Regions from separate parts of the Mus musculus genome. Here regions 1 and 3 are each linked to region 2. Evidence: chromatin loops called from intact Hi-C (ENCODE). Cell type or tissue: left cerebral cortex. All regions are shown on one strand. Links, peaks and the distances in the headings refer to the core of each region. The heading gives the core; the rest is flanking DNA.

Evidence for each region. Peaks named below come from ENCODE experiments on the same cell type or tissue, not always from the same donor. Only the 100,000 strongest peaks of a DNase experiment are listed, where the experiment ranks them.
Region 1: it touches region 2 in a loop (7-fold over the local background); 3 of 42 quality-filtered maps call a loop at or near these places.
Region 3: a loop joins it to region 2, with 6 times the contacts of the local background. A loop is called at or near these places in 4 of 42 quality-filtered maps.

Annotation. Positions count from the first base shown.
Region 1 is chr19:14,666,252-14,674,213 of GRCm38, forward strand. No RefSeq gene overlaps it. Among named protein-coding and RNA genes, the nearest start is that of Tle4, 72 kb to the left of the region's middle. In left cerebral cortex, for the core only: no CTCF peak of the experiment used is centred there; DNase peaks (open chromatin) are centred at 4,166 and 4,696; H3K4me3 peaks cover 188 bases.
Region 2 is chr19:14,592,650-14,600,611 of GRCm38, forward strand. It overlaps Tle4 (transducin-like enhancer of split 4), which reads right to left and starts at 5,534. Exons shown (of 20, transcript NM_011600.3): 1 at 4,719-5,534; 2 at 4,108-4,205; 3 at 2,941-3,004; 4 at 1,735-1,779. The coding sequence starts at 4,763. In left cerebral cortex, for the core only: no CTCF peak of the experiment used is centred there; DNase peaks (open chromatin) are centred at 2,946, 3,750, 4,280, 4,747 and 1 more place; H3K4me3 peaks cover 3,717 bases; H3K27ac peaks cover 2,754 bases.
Region 3 is chr19:14,887,058-14,895,019 of GRCm38, forward strand. No RefSeq gene overlaps it. Among named protein-coding and RNA genes, the nearest start is that of Tle4, 290 kb to the left of the region's middle. In left cerebral cortex, for the core only: no CTCF peak of the experiment used is centred there; DNase peaks (open chromatin) are centred at 3,496, 3,861 and 5,532; H3K4me3 peaks cover 796 bases; H3K27ac peaks cover 282 bases.

The DNA of each region.
Region 1 (7,962 bases), core at 1,773-5,772, 73 kb after region 2:
GCACCATAACGAGTAAGACAGTAAGACACAGACCTGGATCCTGCTTTTTTGTTTTTGTCAATTTACAAGATAGAAACATTAATTCTGCCCCCTCAGCCCCCACACTTTTGGTAAGTGGCAACATAAAAAATATATGAGAATATAAAGCTTCATCATACTTGCACTTGGCCTCTGGCTCAAGTTCCCACAATACACTGCTCCTTTAAGGCAGATCCTGTCAGTGACCATGGCAAGAGCCATGACTTCCATCTTGCTTCTAGAATCCCAGTTCTGTTTGGGTCAACTGATGACTGGTCTGAGTCAACCGGAGATAACTTTGTATTTGTTTGCAATGCAAAAGTGTGGCCACATCATTCCCTCCACCCTCTTAACAATAGGGTTGTCTGAAGGGAGGCTTCTGAGAAAGCATTTGCTTTCTGACAAAAGAAACTTCTGTCTGCCAGGTGAAAATGCTCAGGTGATCCAGTGCTTGGGCCTGTGGCCAAAGTCTTCAGGATATGCATAAATATGAAGGTCCATGTGCTGGGTGTGGAAGGGGCAACTGATGGAAAGAACTCAGGTCTCCAGTGGCATTTACATTGCTAAATGAAACCTGAGGTCTCTACATTCAACTGTCCTGTTACACATATTGTAAATGTCTTTGTAGTCCTTTGAGATGAGATTTCTTGTGATGCAAAGCGCCCCAGTCTAATACATTCTGTTGTTGTTATTGTTGTGTGTATGTGTGTGTGTGTGTGTGTGTGTGTGTGTGTTTTCTCCAGACAGGGTTTCTCTGTGTATCCTTGGTTGTTCTGGAACTCACTCTATAGATCAGGCTGGACTTGATCTCAGAGATTCACCTGCCTCTGCCTCCCCAGTGCTGGGATTAAAGGCGTGCACTACCACCACCTGATTCTAATACAGTTTTGTGATCTTCTTCATAATGAAGTTTAGTAACAAGGTATTTCCTACCAAATAGTATTTACCCAAGTCAGCCATTTTATCACTTCCTTTGTTCTATATCAGAGATCTATAAACTGTGTCCTGTGGGCCAAATCTCATCTGCTTGAGAATGCCCTGCAATTTAAAATTGTCTTTCATATCATCTTTAAATGATTAAAATAAAAACCTCAAGAAAAATAATGTTTTATAAACATGAAAACGATATGAAATTCAAATGTCTGTGTTCACAAATAAGGTTTTATTGGACGCCAGCCATACTCACTTATTTACATATTGCTAAAGGCTGCTTCTAATTGCAGAGTCGAGCATGTGAAATAAAACAAATGGGCCACGAAATCTGTAATATTTACTCTTCTTCTCTTTTATAGCAAATAGTTTCTACTTCTGGTCTGCCACAGGACACTCCATTATAGCCCCTGTGATCTTGACTATATTGTAGGCGTGACATTGTCTCTTTGTTCTTGACCATGGGATTTCTACCACTATAACTCGCTGTTATGATTTGAATGTGAAATACCCTCAAAAAAGATTGGTAGTCAAAATCTGGGCCCCAAGCTTGTGGTGTTATTTAGGGAGGATCTGAAAACATAATAGGTGAGCCCAGACAGTTAGTCACTGGGCTATCTTGTTCCTGGCCCTTTTCTGTCTCCCTTTTCTGTTTCTGTCTGCCAGAGATGAGCAGTTCTCTTCAGCGACATGCTCCTACTGCCATGATATACTAACTAAGCACCTGGGGCCAAGTGATCAGAGACAGAACCCCTGAAACCATGATCTGTAGTAATTCTTTCTGGTTTTCAGTTTTATCTCGCAAGTGTTTGTCACAGCATAAAGAACAGGAACTAATACATTGCCTTCTTTTAACCTCAGAAGCACATTTGCTTACAGTTATGTTGACGTTATGAATCATTCACAAATATTAGTATATTTGACCATTTCAAAAAATTAAGTAAAAAAAAAAAGGGGGTGCAGAGATGATAAAAATGATGGTTTTTATAAAGAAGAAACTGATTCCAGGTTGCAGGTCTTGGAACCAGGGTTTGTTAAGATATTCTAAACCTCACTTAATATTAGAGTGACTTCAGGTAAGTCGCTTAGGTTTTTGAGTCACAAATTGCTACCTAGTTCTGTCAGCTGTGATCCTTCTCCTTCTTGTTTTCCATATTGATAAAGATTGAACCCGGACTCTTGCCTACAGGACTGCAGAGCTGCAATGGTTTTAGTTCCTAATGCACTCTGTGTTAATCTATTATGTGGATGGCTTAAGTCCCCAGAAGGAGCTGAGGCTAGATGGCGAGTGACGGCGATAATCCCTATCTGTGTGCGAATTCATCATTGGTGCTGAGAAATAGACCTGTTTAATAAGGAAGCAGGAAATGTCTTGAAATGTCCAACCTTTAGACTCTAAGTAGTCAAGAAATCAGGAAAGTTCTTCAAAAATAATGTCTTACAAAGAGAGAGGAAGTGATAAAGAGAAGAAAAGGGGGAAGGGCAAATACGCAGAGAGAGGTTGCGGTGGGGGGGGGGGGGAGGGAGAAGAACCACATGTGCATCTGATGAGTCACCAATGGTCTCTGGTTAGTGGCTTTCAAGAAACTGTATGCCAAGCCCTTCAAGGTTTCTTCCATTCCTCTCTATGTAATTATTTTAGTTAAAATACAGTAATGTTTTTGAAAGTGGAGCTGACTCTTTCACTGACCTGCTTGGTCTACCCCTTCCCCCTAGCTCTGCCTTCCCCCAACTCCCAGCCTCTAGCTCGCCACTAAATCCCATAGCATATTGTGAGATTGCATATTTCAGTCACCTGTACTGAGTAATGAGTGTCTGGAAGGTTTGCACAAGGTTATTAAAAGTTTCTTAATCTGCCACCAACTTCTCTTTTAATATTGTTTGTGGATTTCCTGAAGCACAGGAATAAATTCCCTTGACCCTCTTCCTCATTAACTTGGAAAGTATGGCAGAAAATCAAAAGTATGAGGCTGTTAGGGTATTTGGTGCCTTTTAATAACCTATTGACTATAGCATGGAGGAGATAAGGCTATCACCACTGTTGATCAAAAAGACCAAAGGAAGCAACTCTTGCTACAGACACCTCATTATGCAAATAGTGCCTTTAAAGCCATGGCCTTTCAATTCATTGTCATCATAGTATCAGTTAATTAGGGACATTTTAATAAAAAAAAATAAGATAGAGAAAATGACAGCTTTAAAATGTTTTCCTAAGGAGGACTCTGTGCTGGTCCTTTTTAAGGGGGTGTTAAAGACTCAAGGTAATGAAATTCTCCCTTCTCTAACTCTTTCCTGTGAAGAAAAGAGAAAAAAACAAAAACAAAAACAAAAACAAAAACAAAAAAAAAACCAAAACCAAACCCAACCCAACCCAAACCAAACCAAACCAAACCAAACCAAACCAAACCAAACCAAACCAAAACAACAACAACAACAACAACAACAACAACAACAACAAAACCATTAGACCAGAGCAGGGCTGGTCTTTGCACCCTAACCTGTGTTAATCTGTGAATAGCTGAATGGGTATTTGAGTCCATTTTCCTCATTTGGAAGTTGAAAATAACACTACAAATAAAAATCACATCTAGAGCAGGGCGTGGTGGTGCACGCCTTTAATCCCAGCATTTGGGAGGCAGAGGCAGGTGGATTTCTGAGTTCGAGGCCAGCCTGGTCTACAAAGTAAGTTCCAGGACAGCCAGGACTATACAGAGAAACCCTGTCTCAAAAAAAAAAAAAAAAAAAAAAAAAAAATCACATCTATTTATTTTCCTTTAAAACCTACATTAAACAAGACAGGGCTTTAACCACCACTTTATGTGTAAGGGAAAAATCAGAGTTTATCTATTGTACCCAATGATACATGACCATACAGTGCTAGATTTTAGACAGATTCTCCCAGATTTGTAACCCAGACCCAGGCAAGGACATAGTGAAGACACTCAAGATGTCCTGTACATATGGAGAATGCCAACCTGTTGACCCATTTCAGAAGCACCCTCACCAGGATTTGGCCTGACATGTGAAAAGAGAGGGTGGTTTCAAAATAATGTCCTAAACATCCTTCTTTGAGGGCGTGAGGGAACGAGAGCCTTTGTGTTCCTTTAAATGTGCGAGTAATAAAGAATAAACAGAACAAGCCCTTGTGGTTTGTTTAGTTTTGAAATCATTCCAGTACAATTTGCAATAAAAACGGCTTTCATTTTTAAGTGATCAAAGCAGTGCACGATCCAGTCAGGTCAGCCACTGCACCAAGCTGGAGCCGTACAAACACGCAAGAGTGGCCCAGCACACCCGAGATGCTCCAAAGATCCCACGGCAGTTAAAAAAAATAAACACGTACAGAGACCATGGGCTGGAAGATGACTACCAGGCAAGCAAGCAGAATCTAAAAGTCTGCTGTCATTTACGGCTCTAGTTTTGATTATAATTAGGAAGAACAGTTTGAAATGTATTGCTTTCTCTCCCCTTCTCTCCTCTGGAATCTGCTCCCCCCCCCCCCCGCCCCGCCCTCCCCTAGAGGGCAGTTTGCTGCTGAGGAACCTAATTTTCTTTTAGTCATGGAGGCCTATTGTGGCCCTCTGAGGAAAGTCCTGCATATTCACAAAGCTTTCTGGCTTCTCTTGAGTCCATTTAGGTGTCAGCAGGGCAACTGGACTCAGCCAAAAGGTTAAACAGACCACCAAGAGCTCAGCTTTAAGCACTTTCTTTCTTAGTCACTCCAAACCCAATGGTTGCTGCCCCAGAGCAGGGATAATGGCCACAGTGTGCATGTCTGCCAAGTGCAAACACACAGTCCTACAAAGAAGAAAAGGAGAATGACCTTCTGTAAAACACAGAATTTTTAATCAGCCTTTCAGCCAGTTGCATTTGTGTGTTATGTACCCCTTTGCAAAACATTTCCATTCATTCCCACTCGGTAACCACGGAAGGTTGGGATCTAACAGGCAATTGTTTGAAGCAGATGGACGGGAAGGGCTATTTTAATGCACATAGCAGGAACCCCGATAATCACTGCTATCACCCACTTCCCTTCCTCTCCTCTTTGCAGTAGTAAAACAGACCTGGAGACAGCAGGCTGGTCGTTTGAAGTCATTGCACTCACATCTTTTAGTGGGTACCAACTCTGGGATATTTTCATCTGCAAATTTTTGAATCTTAAAATGATTCCCTGCCAATGCCGTCAAGGGGTTTCTTTATGGATGGATGTCCTTGGAAAGATAAGTAATAGGGCCTAGCCTTGATTTTCACCGTTTGACTGCTAAGGAAACTTGCTACAATGAGACTTACTTCTGTCTGAGTGCTCTTGTGAAGGGAGAGAGGGTGGTGAAGACCATAGAGTCTGGAGTCCCATCTGATTCTCTGTACTGCCACTTCCTGTTAGATTCATGACCCTTGGTATCTTGCTAAGGAAGCCCCGCTATGTCTCAGATTTCTCCTCTATAAAATAGAAAAATGAAGTCTACATTATAGGTGAAGGCTCAACTGAGGTAATTCAGAAGACAATTATCATAACACTATCTCCCTCTGGATCTGCAGGGCCTGATTTTGTGGGACTCAACCAATCTTGAATCAACAATGGCAAGAATTTGCTGTAAGACCTATTACAAGCTGTTCTTCATATCATCATTCTTTAAATACTGTATCATAGCAAAGACTGGCGTAATATCCCATTTGGTACTAGAAGTAATCTAGAGATAATCCAAAGCATGGGGAGATATACAAAAATATATGGAAAAGGTATACTATCTTGTAAACAGGGACTTGGGCATCCTTAGATTTTGGTATGTATGGGAGACATGGAGTCACATCCAATGTATTATTGTCTAAATGGAAAAATCAGCCAAGTACTAATGAAAGGTAGGATCTAGTGACAAAATTCTGTTGTTATTTTTAGTCATTACTAAGGAATCAGACTCAGTTATGGTGAGCCTTTCCAAGGATTTGGCCAGGTAAGCGTGGAAATCATGTTTTCACACGATGATGGTTCACTTATAATCTCATTCGTAACATCACTTCACCATGACATTTTATCCATGACAAACAGGAAATGCTTTCAAATGCAAACAGAGAAGCTGAACAAATGAGACCAAAAGTGTATAATTTGGGAAGGAAGGTGAGGGGTGTGTTAAGTACCCAGGATTAGAAGAGATTATTTTATTTAGGGTTAGATTGACGTGACAAGTCCAGGGTTGATGTCTTTGTTTACTTAGGGCATTTTTTTTCTTGCAAAGCATGGCAGCGGTGACATTTATTGGCTCACGTAACTAAGAAATCTAAAAACTGGGCATGATCAAATGATTCCATTAGGATCTGTTTGTCCTTTATGCCTCTCAGTGTTCAGAACTGTAAATAGTGATTGTGTGTGTGTGTGTGTGTGTGTGTGTGTGTGTGTGTGCTTGTGCAGACAGCAGAGGGGGCATCAGGTGACCCGCTTTATAGCACTTCACCTTTCCCCTTGACACAGGGTCTCCCACTGAACCAGGGGCTCGCCATTTCAGCTAGACTGGCTGGTTGGCCAGTGAGCCCCTGTTCCTATTTCCACTCCCAGCCCAGTACGGGGATTGCCCGTACACGTAGCCATACCCAGATTTTGTGGGAGTGATAGGGGATCTAAACTCAGTTCCTCATGCTTGGATGGCAATTACTTTTACCCACGAAGCTATCTCTGCAGCTCAGTATATTGGCTTCTCTTTTGTGAATCATGTTTCTTTCAGCTCAGGCTAATTATCTCATAGCCTCAAGTCAGTAGGAATAAAAAAAAAAATGCCTCTTTCTAGTTTGTTCCATCAGACCCCCCACTATTGAGCTGCCCATATGCTTGTGTTTTATGCTGAGCCATGTGGATGCCTAGAGGAGTTGAGGATGGCATGGGCAGGGCCTCTGCTTCATTCCTGGCTTTATAGCCGGGTACGTAATTGGGCCACCTGGACAAAGAATATAAGAAAAGTGGTTTTATGGGAGCAAATGTAGGTTCTGTTGTGAAAAAATGACACATGTCTACTCTTGCCTTCAAATTGGAAATAGATGTACCAGGTACATCCTACATGGGCACCACGAGTATATTTTGTTCCCATTCAGGAACATTCTTCCATTTTTAAATAAACCAGTCCTCTCGGTCTCTGCCTCTAAGGGTGTTAGTGTTTCCAACTGCCCTACCTCCAGCACTCATTGCTGTGACCGTTTATTTTCAACTGGTCAACTGCAGAGCTAGTGTGAAAATGGACATAGCTATAGCTAGGTAGGTAGTCAGTAAACCAGCTGGCCAGGAAGCATTCCTATCTCATGTCTTCATTACACATAATCTTGCAGCTTGAAGGAACAGAAAAAAAGTAACCCATTTTCTAACTATGCTTAAATGCACTGAGAGGGGAGTAGAGAGAAGGAGAAAGGCAGGGGGAGGGGGAGGAGGAAGAAAGAGATTAAAAAGAGCGTGTTTTTTTTCTCCCCCACTTAATCAATATGGCTTAAGGAGTATAAGCATGTGGGTTTCCTGCCACTCTTCTGAACTGGAGATACACCCTTAGACTGCGGGTCCTCCTTGTGGACGACAGGTTCTGCCCCACCAAGCATAATCTGTGAAATAGAGCAACAAGTGGGGATGGAGTCTGTGGACAGGAAAGTTTAAAAGAGATAAGAAAGGACAAGAGACTGGCTTAATACTTCAGCTATTCTTGAGTTTAAGTATTATTCTAATTCTCCCCGAGTTAGGTTTTCCCATACTTTGCCCTATTAAGATCTAAGGTCAGGTGAGTCTTTGTTCTCAGGGATGCTGCACACTGTCAGGTGCTGAGAAACACAAGTGCCTTCTGCACACTAGATGAGATATCTCTCTCCACTGCCCAGGTGGGCGGTGTCTTTATATCCTGCCGAGTGAATGCTGGGAGAAGCCTGAGGGTGCTCTTTCCTTTGGATTTTCTGTGTAGAAGAACACAGACAGAAGTAACATATAGTTAGTTGTCATGGAATGAGTCAAACAACACAAACAAATCCATTTTATTTTATTTTATTTTT
Region 2 (7,962 bases), core at 2,445-6,444:
TATAAAATGTGTAAACTTAAAGGCTCTCACATCTACCCAACACCAAAATGAATACATAAAGATATGTGACCCTTCCAGGTGTAGATGGCCCAAGAAAAGCCAGAGGCCAAGTGAGACTAAGTGGTCAGGGGAGGAAAGGATACAAAGGGGAAAAGGAGGGGCATTCACCCCGTCCATCCTTTAGAGAAACTAGTTCTGGGAAGGTACATAAACACAAACAAACAAACAAAAGTATTTACAAGATCCAGACTGTAATCAGGTAACAATATTCCTGGGAGGTAGAGCTAAAGGGAGTCCACTCCTAAGCTGAATACATTTTGCTTAAGCAGTATATGTATGACTAACCTAAACAGAAATGGCAAAGATACTAAAATATAAATGTAAGTATGTGCCATTCAAACTCCAACATGTATGTATTATCATATACCGTATATAATATGCTAACATCAGCACAACCAAATAGCATACAGAGTAAAACAGAACTTGAGATAAAGTCACCAATGTAAATACTGTTGTAATTTTCCCAACTTTATTTTTTCAAATACTATCTGGTTGCTTTTATTGTTCAAGAGATGTCTTTTAATGAACTACTAATGTGGGTGCATTCTGACCATGTAGAAAATAACTAAGTTAAAAGAATCCTTACAGCCTGATGACCTAGTCATCTCACACTTCTTAATCTTAGAAGGTACATACATTACCCTGACCACAAATAAATAAGACATGGAAAACAGAAAATTGTCCATCGCTTCTTTCTCAGCAGGCAAATATACATGTTATCTGTTCTGAAATGGGTGATGAGACCCGAAGTCCTTCATGAGGAGATGACTTCAAAGAAATGCTTCCTAAAGGAATTATTGCTAAATAGCATTTTACATGTGTGTGTGTGTGTGTGTGTGTGTGTGTGTGTGTACATATACATTCATACATGCATACATACATACATACATATGGCTATCTTTTCCATTTAGGGAACTTAAACCAAATCATTTTTTTTGGTCTCTAGCCAAAACAAAAAACAAAAAACAAAAAAAAAAAAAAAAAAACACAAAAACAAAAACAAAACCCTGTAGCAGCTATAGTAGTCACATATACCTATACCAATGCGCTCTCCCCCAACCCCAAAGTAATTGCTAGATCTCAAGACCCAGGGCTTAACATTAATCACATCCTCCTATCAGGTTCATTTACTCTGCACAAATTTTGGAAGTCGAAGCCAGAGTTCCTGGTAAGATCTACTAAGTAGGCTCCAGGGACTAGTGCACAGATTTTTACATCAATTTCTTTTATAGCTCTGCAGATTTCATCTGATCCTCCCAGCTCACTCCTCTGTTCTTTCACAGGAAAGGTTTCACACAATTTACAATTTTATTCATTAATACTTTCCAAGGAAAGTTCTTTCATAAGAGAATTTTGATGCCTGAAATATATAAGGTAACTCTTTACAAAAAGACAATACACATTCTACATTCTGCATGCTGTTTTTGAAAGTGCAGAAAAGTTTAATACGCATTCTGAGTTAATAATTTTAAATTTCCAAAAGTTAGGATAATATGGAACAAGAGGAACCACACACAAAAGACTTGCCTTCTTACTCACCCCCAAGTCTTTTAAGATATAGGTAGACATCTCAAATGTACAAAAGAAAAAAAAAAAATCACAAAATATACAATTTTCTTTTCAAAGTACATGAGTATGACTGTCACATAAAATGATTATAAAGAAATAACTTACCTGCTTGTGCATTTCTATGTTCAACCCATAGGACATTTCATAATACTGTCAAAGAAGGAGAAGCAATTAAACCTGTATCCTTCAAATCATCTCGCCAGTAAACTCAAATTGCCCGAATGCATGGAAAACAAGGCAACTAGCACAAAGACCTCACCTTAACCAAAATACCCCAGTCAATAAATAAAAAGGATGCCCAACTGCTGCTCTCTTTAAAACACTAGAGGCCATGTTAAGACACACCCAAGAGAAAAACTCTCAAAACTAATAAAAATGTTAAAACGCAGCATTCTTAACTTGTACAACTGTCTTTCTACATCATAAGCAAATGAACTGAAAAAGTCATGAAAATTTGGTTCCACGTGACTCCTAATTCCTAAGCACAGCAGAAGCATCTCATACAAATGCTGAGGTTTTGAAAGAACTGTTGGAAAAAGGTGATGTTTCCTCAGAGTTCGGTTTCTTGCTTAGAGTGGACTACTCACTCTTACATGCAAAGCAGAGGAACTGGGTAGGAAATTAATGCACCAGCCTGCAAGCTCTTTCAACCCCAAACATACTTCTGAATCATAAAAATGCTTCATTATACTTCTGTAAACATAGATTTGATTTGTCTGAATGGGCGTGTAACTACAGTACAGAAAATCTGGCAGCTCAAATCAGCGCTCCTAAGAACCAAAATAACACTATAGAAATTGAAGGCATGCACAGAAAAATATAAACAGATTAACATGAGGAGTGGGAAATTTTCTGAGAAGGGGTCTGGTGTCATTTCCTATCCGAATCATTAATTAAAAGGCATACAGTGCATGCAATGTTAAGAGTGTATAGGAAAGCTGTCTGGTTACAACTGGAGCAAAAGCAATAAAACAACAAAGAAAACCACTAACAAAAACATTTTGCTTCTGACTAAACAAAAAAAATAAATGAGTTCTTTTTTCCACTTTTGTAAAAATCTGTAAAAACAAAGCACAGAAAATTATACCCCACGCAACTGAACTTTTTGAAAATTTAAATCAAAGCTGGTTGTCGAAGCCAAGCTGTAACCACCTAGAATTACAGGTTGCTAATGGACACATACCCACAGCCTCAACAACACTGGCAGGGCCACTGTGATGGATCCTGCAGCCTCCAGCGATTTAAAACGTATTCTTGCTTTCAGTCTCCCAAGCTAATGAGCACTTTGAATCTGTGACACAGTTTTCTTACCATGACATAATGCCGCTGCATCTCTGTCTTCTCGCTGGCGAGCTTCTCACATTCCAGCTTCAGACTATTCAAGACATAAAATCAACTAAGTACAGTGTAGAACTTAACGCGTATCCTTCCAACTCCAAATCCACGTCGTTTCCTCTAAATCATCACCTCCTATTGTCAAATCAATGGTATCAAACAGCACTTTACTAGTGAAAGGGAGGAGAGAGGAAGGAGTGACAAGAACCAGCCAGGACTTGCCTCTTTGATAAGGTTAAACTGTGGGGGTTGGGAAAGAGGGGTTTATGTCTTAAAGAAATAAACCCTCTACCCAATTGAATTCTGAGACTTCACCCAGAATTGACTATTCTTCACTAAATTCACTTACTAAAACAAGGAAATAAACATCGCTAATAATTATATATATATATATATATAAGCAAAGTTAGGTCCATGAAAATGCCACAGGGAAGGTTCTATCATTAATATTCTATGAGGTTAATGAAAATCAGAATCAACACGGTCTCCTGACAAATTGTTTTTCCCCCTCCAAAAAATACAGACAAGTTGAATAGCATGTGGGGGTGGGAGGTGTTGATCTGGTCCAGCAGCTTGTTTGGGCTCTTGCAATAAGAATTCTGCATCATTAAGGACCCGGTGAAACAAACATGTTTCAAAAGCACTCCAAGTCTAAGAGCGTTGAACACAAAAGCATTGGGGGGGGGGGGTGTCCTGTTTTTATTATTATTATTTGTTTTTTTTTTAATAAAAGTAATGAAATGGCTCACTGCTTAACTCCCTGGCTCTTAAATTATGCCATGATGGTAGAAGGAAGAAATGCAGCCCAGAGTAATAAAGAAGCAAGAAGTCAAAGGGCCCCAGAATCTTCCCAACCTTCCAGCCTCCTGACCCAATAAATCAATATCGAAAGTTTGGCCTCAGCGTTTTCCAAGTCTCCCCAGTTTCGATTGTTCTGCTTCCTTTTCTGTTTACCGGAGAAGAAAATGCTTAATTTCTTTACACCTGCCTAAAGGAAAAAGAGGCCCTGACTTGCCTTTTCTGCCCACAGGGGGGAAATGGTAATACCTTTGTGGGGGGGTGGGGGAGGAGGGGGGTAGTGTTGGAAGGGGGTAAGACAAGAGCTAAGCAAACAGAAGGATCAGCTAAAGTCAATATCGTTACCTGTGGTATTGAGCCTGTAAAAACTGAAACTCTTCCTTAATCCGATCACAGGATTCTGAAATTGTAAATTTGAAGGGTTGAGCAGGCTGATGCGGTGCCTAAAGAACAACAATAAAATATTTAATTAGCCCACATCGCAGGTGGGGGGTGGACAGCCCGCGGTCCGAGACGTGGGGGGGTTGGTCGCGCCGCTCCCGCCTCTCGCTCGCCTGCTGGGGTCCCGGTGCCTCCGGGCGGCCTCCCTCGGCTCAGCTTCTCAGCCTGGCTTCCGCCTCCCCCCGTCACCCCCCAAACCCCCGAGCCCCCGGCCCGGCTCTCCCATCCCTCCCTACCCGGAATCGAAAGTGGCCCGTCGGAGGCAGCCGCGCCATGGCGTCGAGCGGCCGTCAGCTAGCAGAGCGAGTCCGGCCTGTGGCCGCCGGCGCCCTCCACCCCGCAGACTCGCGCCGCCCGGCTCGCCCCCCTCGGGAGAGCCGCGCGGGCGGAGAGCGGCGGCGCGCTGCTTCCCGGGGCTTCAGAGACAACAATAAGAAAATGGCTACAAGTCGGTCGCCTCCCGCACCCTCGGAGCGGCCGGCCGCGGACAGGGCTGCGGGCGCGGCGCCACTCACCGGGTGGCGCGTCTGCGGGTACATCTTGCTCAGGTCGCGAATCATCCACGCCGCTTTAGTTGGCTGCGCCAGGCAGAGGCGCGCGGCTCATCCGCTTCGAGGGCCCCGCGGCGGCGTCCCGGGCCTGCGGGTCTCGCGTGACGCGGGCGGCAGGCAGGCGCGGCGGCTGGGCGCGGGCGGCCGGCTCCGCATTCCCCGCGGGCGTCACTGAGGGCGGCGGGCACCGTCCGTCCTGCGCCCGCCGAGCCCCGCGCCCGCCGAGCGCCGCCCGCCTGCTCGCGCCCCACTCCAAACTTTTTTTATTTGTCTTTTAATTGGCTGCTATTCCTCGGAATGAATGGTCGCTTCTTCCCTGAGAGCGAGCGCAAACTCCTTTGGTTCGGAAGAGGTCTCGCGGCGCTTGGGGGTTCTCTGGAGATTTTTTTTCACTTCACAGCAACGATCTTTTAAAAGGCACCTTTTAGCTTCTTTTACCACATTTCATTTCCTTTTCTTCCTTCCTGTTTTTTTAGCCCCAAATTGAAGGGGATTATAAAAATAAAAGAGCGAAACGCTTGCGGCTTTTTAAAATTCTCTTTCAAACTCTGCGAACACCACCTCAAAATAATACACGAGTGTGTAAGAGGGGGAAGAAGGCAGCCAACAGCCGAACGCCCGCTCGGAACAGCTCTAACAACGCGCTCTGTGTAGGTGACTTCTTTGACCAAATTTAGCAGCAGCTAATCATTAACATTCTGATACATATTCACGACCATCCGCGGAGGGCCCAAGGAGCATCCCGGGAGATGTAGTCCTCGCGCGGCTACTGTGGCCAAGGATGCCTCCAGATTGACTACAGTCTCCGGCTAGCCCCGCGCGCTCTCCGCGGCGCTCTCCAGGAGCCCCGCCCTCCCGCGGCGCGAGGGCGCCGCATCAACCAATCGGAGATGGCTGAACATTAATCGCGGTTCTGTGTTACTGCCCATCATTTCACCGCTGACAAATGGCAAGCCAGGAGGGCGGGGCCGGGCAGGCTAGGCCCACGTGGGGACAGGGCGTGGCGTGGAGCTCCGACCAATAACTGCAAAGAATTGGTGCTGGCGGAGGCGGGGCGCAGCGGCCCGCCCGGGGCGGAGCCTCGCCCTGGCCGCTGTTCCCTAGTGCGAGCGTTCGAACCGCGGAAACATTTGTTCAGCTGTCAATCAAAGTAACGTGGGGTGGCGAGCCGCGGCGGCTGCTGTCGCTGCTGCACTGGCTGCATCTTTAGAAGCAGGTTTCGGCGGCGATGGCGGTGAGACTGCAGGCCGGTCCGAAGACGCCCTCCGAGGCTCATCTCCCGTTCGACGCGGAGCCCAGGCCTGGCGACCGCGCGGGGGTGCGCACTAATTAGGGCCCGATGTCTCCGTAAAGAGACAAGCTCGGCCTTGTGCAACGCGCCGAAACCCCTGTTGAGACAAGAGAGGGAGGATCGCGCTGATCCCACTCCGTGCGGTTCACATCCATTTTACGCGCTGCTGGAGCCGGCATAATTTTCCGCGTGAGCGCGGACGCCGTCGGCCCGGTTTAGAGCCGCAGCCGGGAGGCGTGCACTGGGCCGGTCCCAGAGCTTCCCGGCCGGCAGACTCTTGACATTCCCTTTCTTTAGAGGCACCAGTCAACTTACTCCGGGGTTGAAAGAGGGTCCGAGTGTGGACCGTCGGGCCTTGGGCTTGTGATGGCCTACGGAAGAGGGTCAGAACCCGGGAGTGGCAGCCCGCCCGAGGCAGTTTTGAGACTTGGCGGGTGTTGGGAGCCTTAAGGCTGAGCTAAGGAACCTCTGACCCCTGGGCAATCAAAAGAATTCGGAAAAAGTCAAGCAGGATTGTAGCCAAGGCTGCTGTGTTTGGGACATTCATTTCTGAGTCCCACCTTAACTCGAAGTGCAGGCTAATACGGTGCTGTTGGTTCAACAAATGTGGGAAAAACGTTTTTCCTAATGATAGCGCTTTCCACGACAGAGGAACCGGTAGCTTAATGCCCAATTCAAGGCGTTCTGTGGGCCTCACTAGTACTGGCCACTGAGGACACCGAGGCAAAGAAAGACTGCAGTAGTCTTGCTAAAAATCCAGAACTGAGGCTCATACAATGCCTCCGTTCTGTAAATTTAATTTCCAAAATAAGAGGATGGAGGACTTGCCTCTGTCTCATACCCAATTATTAAAATGCGGCCAATCCAGAATAAAGGGGATTCACATAAAGAGGATTTTGAACACGTGAGGGTTTTTTTTTTTAAGCTCAACAATAATTGCATATTAGGACTGCATTTTTAAAGCTATCAGTTAAGCAAAATGGCTTTATTTTGCCTGTTTGAAAAAAACTTGCTTCTTAGAAATTTTGAAAAATTTTATACATTTATTTAGTGTGGGGGGGGCGGGGGGATTTGAGTCTGTGCGTGTGTGTGTGTTTGTGTGTTCACAAGCCCTGGAGATCAAGTGACAAGTGCATGTACCTGTTGAGCTATCTTGCTGGCTCCAAGTTATTTCCTGAAGCTCGCAGATGTACAGCAGTGTTCTGAATCGTTCTCAGAAGGCTTGAGTGATAACCGTGTCTGCACTAGGACATTGAGTCTCAGAACAAGAACAGCGCCGTTTTTCTGAGGTTGCTTATTTGCTTTCCCTGGAACTTTTTTTGTGTCTCTGTGGGAAGGAAGTTCCATGTTCTTTCACTATTTCAGGCAAAATGGCAGTAGGTTCCATGGGAACTGGGCCTTGGTTAATCAGGGCTATGCTCCAGTGCCATGGATGGGGCCTGGCATGTACCTGGTGCTCGCTCAGTAAATGCTTGTTGATGGCTTTGGCAAATCCAAGCCTTGTGTTCTCAGTATAGAACGCTGCTGTGTCATTAGGATCCATGCAGTCATTTCCCGGGACAGGAAACAAGAAGTTTAGTGCTCGAGCCTGAGGGCTATTGAAAGGGTCAGGGTGGAAATATCAGTTTAGAGGAAAAGACCTTTCTCTTAACCTCTCTCACCAGCTTTATATCAAGAGAAAGTAGCTGGAGAAAACAGGGCGTTTCTGACTTTTTTAAATGTAATTTTAAACTTCAGCCTGTGTATATGTGTCACATTTTAACCTTGTGACAGAGCTACATAATTTGTTACATGTATCTGAAAGATGTCAGATGGGCCAACATACTCAGCCCTGCTCCAAAGCACTAAATGTTGATCTTGTCCTACTCTGCCCCACCCTTGCTTCTCAACACTTAACTGCTGAGCCAATCTGGAAAA
Region 3 (7,962 bases), core at 1,773-5,772, 290 kb after region 2:
GTTGATACTTTGAGCCATTTTCCCCTAGTACGTCAGCTGTGAAATCTGAGCCCATGACTCTTCTATTCATGGAACAAGTCCTTACTGCTGTCTCACTGTGTGCAGGCTCCAGGAAAATTACACAGGTACAACACACTTCTATTTCTACAACTATTTCTACTACAACAGTACAATCAAGGTTATACTACATGTGTTCCATGCATAATGATATTTGTTTAAAAAAAAAGAGTCATAATAATTCACTTAGGATTTTCAGAGTTGAAGGTAATTATAGATATCTAGAAAACAGAATTATGGAAAGGCCTGGAATCTGGAAAAATGTATCCCATCCACTTTGACAGGGCCTAAGATCATGATAGCTCTACCCAGCTGGGAGGAATGATGTGGGAAAGAGAGGGTGTAGAATCTGGGAAAAGAACACAAAGTTCACAAAGATCATTGGTGAGAATGTGGTCGGAAAAGTTAATTTGGCCATAACTATTATAGAATGCCTTTGTTGTTAGACATAAGACTTGGGGTTTGTCTCTGAGCAATGGGAACTGTGCCATTCTTACTGGCACACATATGTAATGTTTATATTTCTACCTTCAGCTGATTCAGTGGAGTTAGGATGCAGGAGCATGTTCTTCCATTTCGGAACTTGAGATGTTGGTAGACATACGTCTCAGGCAGTAGGGATGATGCATATGGATTATAAAAAGGTAATCAGAACTAGAGAGAGAATCCAGTTCGTCACACAGAGGTGACAATTCCAGCTAAAATCTCTAAAGTGGGGGAGGTGGCATGAAGAAGAAAATGAGAAGACCAAACCCGAGACTTTAGACATTGCCTATGCTGTCAGGCAGGAGGAGAGTAACAATACTAATTCACGATTGACATAAGGCCAAATGGGACCATGGAGAGAGCATGTGGCTAAAATCCAGATGGAAAGAGTCTTAGGAGAAGGCCATTGTGCAAAATTATACCATCAAGGATGGATGCTTCTTTTTTTCCTGCACTTAGCATTGTGGAGAAAATCTCGGACATCATTCAGTGCTACCCCCATTTTACAGGTGAAAGAACAGAGGACCACGAGGCCTTCCTTCATCTCACAGAGCTAGCCTGATGAAGAACCAGAAAGAAGGTCCTGGTCTCTTGCCTGATCTTGTCTCTTGACTATTGTTCCTCCTGTTTGTGAAGCTACTGGAATCAATGCAACAATATTGAAAACTACCGAGTCCCCGGGAGAAAAGGCTTAATGATAATGCTGACATAAATTCCAAGATCACCTCCTCTCTCAGTGGCAGCTCAAAGCACTTTACATATATCATTCTTTCTCAAAAGAGCTATTCACTATGACAAGGTAACAAATACTTCTATTATTTCTCCATTACAGAGAAACTGAGTCACTCTGTGGCAACTTGATTCATGCAATAACTTCAGTGTTTTTTGAAGGCAGGTGCAGTTTCCATGCCTTTGACAATGGAGGTTATCTGAGCATCATGTAAATTTCTACCCTTGACAGATTTTAGTTTTTGAATAAATGTATCCCTGCCCTATCTCTGCAATTACTGAGCAACTCATAGAAGCTGTTTTCTTCACTGTGTATGCATAATTGGTGGAGAATCTTCATATTTTTATAGAATGTCAAATACGGAGAACCTAGGGCGTTGTGCGGGGGGGGGGGGGGATAGGGACTCGAGTTAAGCGTTATCATGGAGTTCTTTCCCTTTTATGATCTTCAGGAGTGGGGAAAGGAGTGATTGCAGCATCTTTCCCATAGCCACTTTCTTAGCTGCTCTCCTAGCTGTTTCCATGCAATTCGACGGAATGTTGTCAAAGCAGCAACTAATGGAATGAGTTTTGTCTCCCCCACAGTGATTTGGATTTTGGTTCTGTGTTCACTCATCCATGATAGTGTACGGAACAAAGAGGGAGAAGGCTAAGTAAAGCAAGCAGTGGGGGTGGCGAGGGTGGGATAGAGGAGCTGCTGGCTATTAAATTGGGAAGGTAAATAGACTATGATAGTTGCTGATCCCTAAGGGCCATATCCATTTCTCTTGAGTAAAATTTACATGCATCACTGTGTATAGAGCTCTCAGTGAGTTCAGGTTGGTATGGTAATGTACCACAGGCTGTGTGGCTTGTAACTAGTAGAAATTTCTCACCTCTCTGGAGCCCGCAAGTCTGGGGTGGAGAGCCCGAGAGAGTTCTCTGGGACTCTTTTGTAAGGACGATAATCCCATCCACAAGGGTCCCACCCCATGACCCAATTGTCTTTCACAGACTCCATTTTCTACTACAACCACCTAAGGAGTTAACATTTCAAAATACAAGTTTGGAGGCATAGTGACATTAATACCAACAAGGAGTTTAGAAGAAACTACATCTGCTAACTTCCTATCGCATGTCAGGTATGGGGAATATACCAGGAAGAGTGTAAGAGCATTTTTCTTTCGTAGTTTCCTTCTGAAGGTCTATATAATGTCCTGATTAACTGCTTATCCATGTAGCTACCTTGCAGAAGGCAGAAGGCAGCTTACAAAATGCAAACATGAAGTAAGAAACACATACTGAGCATCAGTTGAGAGGTGGAGGCATGGACACAAAGGCATCCTTGTCTCTCTGTAAGATCTTCTTCCTACCCAACACTGACTGGAAGCCCATAACAAAGGCAGGCCACCCCTTGGTGACTGTATCGATTTCCTTTCTGGCTCACAGGCTATTTCTGCGGTTACACATACCCACAGCATAGCCAAGGCGCTTCTCTATTCCATGCTATTAGGGAGGAGAGAAGGCTGTACCTACCCCAGACTGGTCCCGTCATCCTCTGTCCCATCTTTTGTGTCTGGAGTTCATACTGCCTTTTGTCATTTCTGCCAGTGGAATTTTCAAAAGCAAGAATCCAACTTCCTTTGGCCACTCAGAGAGTGTACAGTATATTTGATGTCTGGGACATCAAACAAATGCTTGTGCTCACAGTGCAGAAATAATCCCAGACAAAAGACAACTGTGGCTATGCAGAGAATACCAAAGAGACAGGGTCAGGAAATTACCAGGCAAGCCAAAGAAGAGGCTGTTCCACAAACTCAGTTCACCAGTGAGAACAGAGGGGAGCTTGCTGCCTACACGCTCAGCTGATAACACCAGGAAAGGCTCGTCAGGCCTGAGTTGGATCCTTCTTCCAGACCCAACTTGGAATAGTCGGGGGAAACCTGCGCGTGGCTAATTAATAGTGAACTCAGCACGTGCACCCCCAAGGAAAAGACTGGTCCGAAAAGACTATGACTAGACCAGCCAAGGCTCTGATGTGAGTCTACGAGGAGAGTCTCCCCTCCCCTTCTTGTGCTGTGGCTTCCCCAGAGGCCAGGGAGCCGACGGGAAGCTGGGGTATTTCAGCACTCTGCTCTCTCTTTCTCACTTGCTCTGATGGTCCACCCCTTTCCATCCCCCTCCTCGAGGCCTAAGAATTAAGGGGTGAATTAATTGGAAAGGTGGGGGGAGGGAAAGTCAGGACCTGGGAACTGCAAATCAAAGGAGCCTGTCTCTCCAGAGGGCTCAGAGGGAACCCTGTTCACAATAGCAGTTCAAGTTCACCTTGTGTGAAGGGAAAGAGGTGTTTTAATGGCACTGTAGGAAGAGGGGAGGAGAGGGAAAGAGGGATAGAAAATCAAAAGAGAGAGAGGGAGAGAGGAGAGAGGCGCAAATCCAAATGTCGATGTGTAGACACAGTGAGGAGAGCCTGCTGGCTGACAGGGTGATTTATTGGATTCTTCCACTTAATCACTGCCGGCCTGTGGCCAAACGGATCTCCAGCAAAGCTGAAAGGCAGCCGAGGGAAACAGGCTCATAAGCATAAAGCCGCATAATGGTGTTCAATGAAGTGTGAGACTTTTAGTTCAGTCTCGCTGAGCCGGCCGCACCGCCGGAATGTCAAAGAGGGATTGTGGGTGGAAAAATTATGGATTTAAACTGCTAGCTGTAAATGAGGTCAATATGTCTGGTTCATAAACAGTCCGAGCCTATTCCAAGAATGCAGTGAGGGGGAAAATTAGCGTGAAGCCAACACTGTAGACAAACCTCATTGAGATATAATTGCAGCTATAAATACAAGCGAAAAGCTTACCGAGTGCAATAAAATACAGACACGCTTTTTTATTTCCGTCTTCTTCCTTCTTTGAATCCATGCATTTGTTAAGGCTGCGCATCTCTAATGCGCCTTTCATCTCCCCCTCCCTCTCCTAGTGACACCCAGTGTTGCAATTAATTGAGTGTTCTTGATTTCTCATTCCATTTTATTCAGGCGAGATTGGAAAAAATCAAAGAGCACATCTAAAGCATTTTCTCCCCCTTTGCCTCTCTATTTGAATCAGGTTGAAATGTGCGTGTGAGGGAGAGGAAAAAAAAAAAAAAAAAGCCGTGCTTATTTTTTTTCATGAAGAAGAAAGATCCAAGGAAAAAGGCTTTTTAAAGTAATACATCTGTGAGGTCATTTGAATCTCAGTTTAATGAAGGGAATCAAAGACATCTATAGAGTCTTATGATGGGGATTCCTGCGGGGGGGGGGGGGCACCTTATCTGGCCTCGTGAGACAGTGACTCAAAATTAATATATATTTTTTCACGTTCTCTTTTTTCTTTTCAAACTCCAGAGAATCTCATTACTTTGTTTTGCACTTGAGCTCAGGGGACAGAGGACAGACATTAGCAAACTTACTTTGCCCGGTTTAAAAGCCGATACAGTAATAAATTGAAGTCTAATAGCTCTGGTCAGGCTGTCTTTCCCCTAAACCAATTGATTTAAATGGCAGTAATTTGGCCAGCGAGGCTAGTCCTGTTTAAATTAAACCCATTAATATAATAGCTCAAGTCCTGAATGAAATCCATCTGCAGGGAAGGCTCCACCGGTCAGTAGTTTCATAACTGTGAGGGGATGTCCTGAAACGCCCACAGTCGAGCAAGCAGGAATTACAGATTACAGGCGAGACCCTGGTGTGTGTGTGTGTGTGTGTGTGTGTGTGTGTGTGTTGCGGGGGGGGGGGGGGAGGGGAGAGATAGAGAGAACACACACATTCAAGTGAGAAACTGCCCTGATGATTCCATGGGAAATGACCTTGGTCATTAACAATGAGAGGTTAATTGTGTTAATAGCAGCAAGCAGAGTTCCTGTGGGGAAAGCCTGAAGCTTCTATCTCCCTCCCATCCCATCTCACAAAGGAGATGCTTTTCCTTTTTAACTGTTCTTATTAAGCATCATAGACCACCCAAAAAAGCATGTTTTCCTTTCAGTGTGGACCACAACCCTTTGCCACTGAAGGTCTGCATGGGTGCAGATTTCATCATTGGATATCAAAATAATGTCTGTACTAAGTACACAGTTGGTTCAGATGTGGGTTCTTTGCAAGTTTATGTTAAGGTGTCCACACCAGAGGGCTTGGTTTGAACATCAGGAATGTAGCCGGAGTTCTCATCTCAGAGTCTGAGTTAGTGTTTAAATCAGAGCAAATTGTCTGCCATCTGTTCAAAAGGGAGCACGCTTCTTAAGCAGACCGGGGAAAGCCTGGCCGGGGGAGCTGTGGAGCCCTGAGGATTTCACCACGCATGCACATTTGACAGATGTCAGTGAAATAACATGGATGTCCACCAAAAAGATGAGACTTTCCGTTAGTACAGTAGGAGGTGGCTCAGGTGTGACCACAAGACTGGGGCTGAGGATCTGGGGTACTGGAGGTAATCATGGCTTTCACCCGTTTCCACACCTTCTGTTTATATGATTGTCTAAGCCTTGTGGCACTCTTGGACACCCTTTCTGAGTTTATTTAATGCCTAAGAAGGAATTAAAAATGGAAATGCTGCTCTGCTCATGACTCTTGTTGGGGTCTATGAGAATACATAGGAATGAGCTTGGTCTCTACAGCGTGGAGCATAGCTAGACAGCAGCAGTTCTAGTCATGTGAGGAATTATATGACTTTATTATATGCATTATGTCATTGTAATTTTGTTCAAAATCTAATTTTGAGAAAAGATTGCATAGTTGCACCCAATGGTTAGTAGATATTTTCCATATTTTGGGCATTGTGATAGGGTATTTTACATAAGCTGTTTAATTTATTTCTCAAGCACTCCTGTGGGTGGAGCATATATTCTTATTTTTTATATCACAAAGGAAGAAACCTAAGTTCTATTTGTAAAAGTTCTAAAGTTCTTTGGGAACATGTCTCCTCTTCCCCCAAGCTGACTCTAGAGTAATTGATTGGTTGATATTCCTTCCTTTCCTCCTTCCTTCCTTCCTTCCTTCCTTCCTTTCTTCCTTCCTTCCTTTCCTCCTTCCTTCCTTCCCTCCTCCTCTCCTCCCTCCCTCCCTCCCTCTCTTCTTTCTTTTTTTTTTAAACTTATTTATTTATTATATGTAAGTACACTGTAGCTGTCTTCAGACACACCAGAAGAGGGCGTCAGATCTCATTACGGATGGTTGTGAGCCACATGGTGTTGCTGGGATTTGAACTCAGGATCTTCAGAAGAGCAGTCAGTGCACTTAACCACTAAGCCATCTCTCCAGGCCCCCCTCCTTTCTTTCCCTCTTTTTTCTTTCTTTCTTTCTTTCTTTCTTTCTTTCTTTCTTTCTTTCTTTCTTTCTTTCTTTCTTTCTTTCTTTCTTTCTTGTATTATTATTGTTTTTGTTGTTGTTGCTGTCACTATTTGTTGTTGTTTTATTTTTTCAGACAGGGTTTCCCTGTGTGTGTCCCTGGCTATCCTGGAACATACTTTCTAGATCAGGTTGGCCTCCATCTCACAGAGATCCACCTGCCTTTGCCTCCTGAGGATTAAAGGCTTGTACCACGACCACCTGTCCATGCCAGATTTCTTTACCTATTTGTGATTAATTTAAACTAGGAGATCTAAATGCTGAAAATATATTGCATTAGTTCATTTTTGATTACTATAATAAAATGTCTTGGGTGGGTTATTTTATAAAGAGAAGAGGTAAGCAAGGTGATGGTGGCATATAAATTTAATCCCGGCACTCGGAAGGCTAAGGCATGAAGATCTCTGAGTTTGAAGACAGCCTGGTCTACTGAATGTATTCCAGGACAGTCAAGGCTACATAAAGAAACCCTATCTTAAAAACTCCAAACCCCAAAATAAATACATACATACATACATACATACATACGTACACATACACAAATACATAAATGGATGGATCCATAGAAAAATCACAATCACAACAGGAAATAAGTTATACGTTGATTCAGAAGTTGAGTATGCTCCAACAATAAATCACCAGTTAGAGCTGATGGATCCAACCAGAATTACTTTATCTCTTTTGAGAGCATGCCCTGATAATCTGTGGATCTCCTGAGGTCCCAACCTCTTAATGATCCTTACCTACAAGTAATTAAACACATTAAATAGAGGTGAATCCTGTTATAACAGATATATGGCATATGAAATTAAGCTAATACAAATATAACATGAACCTCAAAGGGTCAAATATATCTTTGACCCTCAAAGATTCTTCAGTATTTATAATTTCCTTGATTCATTATCAACTTTGAGATAAAAGAAATACTTTTACATTTTCAAAAGAAAGGTGGTGTATAGGAGCCATTCACTTAATAGGGGTTCAATTTCATTTGTGACCAGGGCCACCTATTCACTTTCTGTCCTCAGAGATCAATTCTCTGCAATCTCATTCCTCTTGTCTGAGAGTGCTGTCCACCCTTCTGAATGTAATGTGGCCAGAAGAAAGGGACTGCTTAGGGGGACACTGTAAGGTTGTCACTGAGCCTTCCCATTGGTGAACTGGTATCACCAGCATTCACTCCTGGGAGCACAGAGGAGACTGCAACCCCCAGAACCCTGAGTCTAGCTAGTTCTCAGTGAACTACACAGGGTCCAGGCATCCTAATCAAAGATGAGTTAACACTGGCAGCAAATCAAAGGACCCAAATTCCAGCAAAGTAAACATAGTTTTCATAC